2 separate regions of the Homo sapiens genome follow, and region 1 is linked to region 2. The links are chromatin loops, found by intact Hi-C in ENCODE. Cell type or tissue: GM12878. All regions are shown on one strand.

Region 1 (2,500 bases), 310 kb before region 2:
GAGAGTCTTGGGGAGAAATACTATCAAGTGCGTATGGAGCATATCCTCTTAGCTGCTCTAAATGAAGCATGTTATTAGAGGTTGCCCTGACCTTTCCTATCCTGAGTCTTCGAGTGACTCCGTCTCAGAGTGACACTGAAAGGTTAGTGTCAACAATGCAGTTCTATGGCTCTATCATTAAAATTTTGTCCCCATATTTACTTTTGTGTACATTATATTGTTTTGGAAAAGTATAAACATTTCAAGAATTGTTTCATTAAAGAATATTCCTTTTTTTTTTTTTTTTACCTGAAGCAAAATATAAGGAGGCAACTAGGAGACTCACTAAGAATTTCCAGCATTTCAACAAGGAAAAATGATATTAGCCTTCTAGGATCTTGGCAAATTAAGTAGATAAGCTTGTCTTCAACACCTTCAGTCTCTCAGCTCTTCATCATGTTCTCATCTAGTGGTCACTTTCTCAAACATTCTCCTTTAGAAAGCAGGATTTCCCATGTAGAACAAAGAAAAAACAGGGTCTGTAAGGATATATAGTGAGGATATTGGAGGGAAGGACAAAGTGGGTGGAAATTTGATTCTTCTTTGTGAGGTTTACTCTTCGTCCTTCTCTTCCACAGTCTGTGTTTGCAGGTAGATGTTTTTAATGGGTTTCCTGCTTTAGGACTTTTTGAACAGCCATGGAAGGGGCCAGGGAGAGGGAAGGAATCTCTAGTCCTGAGCATTGCCGAGTCCTTCATCCATCCTCAGTCCCACCTTTGGATTCCTTGTGGTACAATGATTTCTCCAGAGACAGGCACTTTCCTTGAGCAGGTAAGAGTGGACAGTCTCGTGTGTGTGTGTGTGTGTGTGTGTGTCTGTGTGTGTGTGTGTGTGTGTGTGTGTGTGTTTGGCAGTCAGGCAGCAATCTGGGGGAAGCAGGAGACAAATCTTTCTCTTGCAATTTTTCTTTAAGTGGAATTTCCCACCTGCCTCAGTGAATAATTTACACAACATAAAAGTGATCATGAAACCATAGTTCAATGCTTACAGAAGGAAGCAAGGCTGACTTACAGAAGTTACTGTTTCACTAGGGCAGAGAAAATTGTCTCAGGTGCCTTGAACATTTCAGCTCCCTACACAGCTTGCAGATGCTCTCCCCAAGGTACAGTGGCCTGGCCTTCCATCAGCACAGTCAGTGAGTAAATATGTCCTTTAGTCATTTATTAACCGCTATTACATAATTGAACGACTCTAACCTGTCTTTGCATAGCTCATAGCTCACAAGCTTTTGAGGAATACGAAGTGTTTATTCAATAAACATTTGTTAAACTCTGAGAGATAATTGTGCATGACATCCTTAGATCAGAGTTTCCCCGAGTGTTCTATGGAGCACTGTCCAGCCCAATACCTTTATCAACGTAAACGATGGGAGAGTTAGGGGTACAGTGCTATAATTTCCGTTGCACAATAGACTATTAAATTCTCGCTGGAGGTAGGTCAAGGGGAAAAGAGACTTTATGATTCTTTAAGTAAGGATTTCAAAAATCACAGAGATTCCCAGAACACATTTGTTTTCCTCATTGCCTCAGATAATCAAATGTTTGTTGGGAAATTCTGAACTAAGAAATTTGTTCTACTGATAAAGTTGCTGAAAGAATTTTTAGACTCAAGCAACTATTGCATTCTGAATTCATTCTTCATGGAACAGGGCTTAGCAAAGCTGGTATTGGCATTATCAAAAGGCAGAGAGGGTTTGTTGAACTGAGCACTTCTGTATTCTGAGCAAGTGTCTTGGGGAGCTAGAAAAGTCCTGACATGCTTTGGCAATGATCGCTACAAAACGTTTCACTCAATACTGTCTACATTAATTTCTGAAAGAAATTGCAAAACATTTTGATAGTTTTTCTAAAGGTCTGAGTTTTAAGATTTTGTGTATTTTCACTTAAATCTAAAACTAGAAATTACCAATTAAAAGAATTGTGACAATGTGGTCATTCACTTTATTCACTTTAAATTCTTGATAAATTAATTAATCAAACAATTATTGTGCATCCTACCCTTTGCTAGCCTTGCATTAGTTACTGGAAATGAGGAGATGGGCCATCAGGCTCATGCTTTGTGTGCCTAATACCGAGACCTCTGCAGTTTATGTCTGATTATGCTGTATCAACTTTTGGGAGATAAAATCTACTGAGTTCTGCCTGCTGTTTTAGAAAGTCTTTGATTCATCCCATTTGCTCTAATCAATAACCTTCAGTCTCTGAAAGGCCTATGTCAAAATGCTTACAACAGATTTTCCCATTTCACTGCATTTCATTGCAATAGACCTGCCCATCTCCCTCTGTTCATGGCTCCTGGATTAATCCTTCCAAGGCAGTAATTTAATGACTGTCATGGTCAAAAAGGTAGGGATGGAAAATATTAGTATTTAGAGAAACTTTTTGTGTTAATCTCATGGAGGTCTGGGGGTAGAGAAATCTTGGTAGAATTCATAATCCTTGTCACCAGAAACTACAGGATT
Region 2 (2,500 bases):
AGCAAAGTGCTTGACAGAGCTGAAAGTGAACAGCAGAGGCTGGGAGGAAGCAGGACCAAACAAATCCAGAAATCCTCCAAGGCTGTAGCCCTAGGCCCAGCAGGTGGTGGTCAGGACAAAGTAGGAGCATGTACAGTGTTGAGATCAGAGTCTTGGGAAAGCACCTGTTACAGGTCAGAGTGAAGGATGATCCCAGAAACAAGTCAGACAAGAGGCAGGTAAGTGAACAAAGTGATCACAAGTCAAGGGAAATGGTGAGTCCATAAGTTTGTCAGTAGCAATTTACTTTAACTACTTCATCTTAGGCCATATTGTGTACATGCGTATATTGGTTTCTTTCAATTGCATGTCAAGGAGATCTGCTCCTTTTTTTTTTTTTTTTTTTTTTGGTACATGTGTTGCTGAAGTGAACACAGATCTGCTAGCTTTTAATCAGAAAATCCACACTCCAGGGCTGGCTACTACAAGTTGTTTTGCTTTCTTGCTTACTAAATACTATCAGAAGCTATATTAATTAAGTATAAGGGTTGATAGATATTAGAAAGGTTGTTGATTAGCAATAATGAGCATTAGAAATGTGCTTACATTTTTGTGCATTTTTGATATTCAATGTGTGTGGATAAGGTAAAACATTTTGAAAACACTTTCTGCTTTTAAAGGAGCAGACATTAAAATCTAGTGTCTATTTCACCATATACCCTTAGCGATAACATGGAAGGTTCGATATGTAAATAATCTTGTGTTGTGCTGTTGCTTTAGAAGGTTATTGGTCACAGTATTCCAAGAGCTGATTTGCTGAAATACATAATGAGAATATTGTAACATTTGGTTTCAAAGAACTTTCCATGCAACACATTTTCAGAACCTCAAAACAGAATAGTGGGATTTTATTAAGGCTGCATGCTTACTTGTAAATTGTGTACATTTGTAGCATAATTCAGTCTTGGGCTTAATTTTATAATTTCCTGGAAGCTAAATAATGAAAGAGTGTTAATTCTCACCTGTCTTCAATTACTGGGCAGCACTGGTGAGATTCTCAAAAGAAATCTATTACCTGTGTGTGACTACAGTACTCAGGAACTGTATGGATAGAGAAGAACAAGAATGACCTGTGGATTAAAAAGACAGAACAGAGGTCCAAAGGGAGTGAGTGAGACGCCAGCAACAGGGACACCTTCTGGCTCAGTAAAAACACTTGTTCTGTGGTGGGGAATGGTTAGGGTTGCACTAGCTGTACCTTCTGTGGGGAATAGGCAACCTTGGGTATGGAAAATCACTGAGACAAGATTCAGGAGACCCAGTTCAGTGCTAGCCCTAATTGGTCATGTGAACTTGGGTAAGACCCTTATCCCCTCTAAGTCTTGGCTTCCTGATGGGTTAGATGAAGAGTTAAACAAAATATTCTTGGCTGGGGTAGCACAGTGTGGTGAAGGCAGTGAGATTTCGGGATCTTTAGTCTCTCTTACAATCTTAGGCTCACTCTGAATATCTAGGGCTTCTTGTGCAAGTTGTTTAATCCATTTAAGCTTTAATTTTTTTATCTATTAAATGCAGGCGATAACACCTATATCAAAAAGGCTATTTTTAGTATTAAGTAAAAGGTGACATGTGAAGTGTTTAAAAAACTGCTTAATAATGTTACCCCATTCCTCTCATCTTTCCCTTTACACTCACACATTCTACAATTCTATGAATTAAGGGGAAATGATTGATGGAAATTTGTGGCACAGGCAGAGATGGAATGGGGATGTTATTTCCTCAGTATTGGGCTTGAGTGATAGTAAACGATGAAGATAAAGTTCACTTTTGAAGTGGAATGGTTAAAGTACCATTGAGGGAATACATGTTTAACCTAATAAACTGGAGACCCATTTTGTAGTTGTATTCTACCCCATGGGAAGTGCAAGAGACACAGCACACCAAAAACTAGGAAAGCTCTACGATTACTAGTCGGGACTCTGGATCCAACTGGAAACATCACTGTGTGATGGATCAGAATTTGAAGCATGAGGAGAATCTGGGCTAGGCGAGCACAGAAATCATGCCTACACCACCAGTGGGAAGAGGAAACTCTGTCTCTCTGTATGTATATATGTTTGTGTGTATGTTTTTGTGTATGTATGTATATACATGCATATATATTATGTGTATATATAACATATATTTAGTAGATTTAAAAATTATGAAATTATGATAAAATTGTGGCTTCAGTCATCAACAATTCTTTGTTAAGTCATTAATGAATGACTTTTTTTTTTTTTTTTGAGACAGTCTCACTCTGTTGCCCAGGCTGGAGTGCAGTGGCATGATCTCGGCTCACTGGAATCTCTGCCTCCCGGGTTCAAGTGATTTTCCTGTCTCAGCCTCCCAGATAGCTGAGATTACAGGAGCCCACTACTATGCTCAGCTAATTTTTGTGTTTTTAGTAGAGATGGGGTTTCACCATGTTAGCCAGGCTGGCCTTGAACTCCTGACCTCAGATGATGCATCCGCCTCAGCC

What was found. Hi-C counts contacts between places; a loop is a spot of excess contacts. Peaks named below come from ENCODE experiments on the same cell type or tissue, not always from the same donor. Only the 100,000 strongest peaks of a DNase experiment are listed, where the experiment ranks them.
Region 1: it touches region 2 in a loop (2.5-fold over the local background); 3 of 110 quality-filtered maps call a loop at or near these places.

What each region holds. Positions count from the first base shown.
Region 1 is chr2:122,432,133-122,434,632 of GRCh38, forward strand. It overlaps LOC105373592 (a long non-coding RNA gene), which reads left to right. Exons shown (of 7, transcript XR_001739684.2): 7 at 618-806. Among named protein-coding and RNA genes, the nearest start is that of LINC01826, 640 kb to the right of the region's middle. In GM12878, no CTCF peak of the experiment used is centred here; a DNase peak (open chromatin) is centred at 1,119.
Region 2 is chr2:122,740,403-122,742,902 of GRCh38, forward strand. No RefSeq gene overlaps it. Among named protein-coding and RNA genes, the nearest start is that of LINC01826, 330 kb to the right of the region's middle. In GM12878, a CTCF peak has its summit at 1,176; no DNase peak of the experiment used is centred here; H3K27ac peaks cover 260 bases.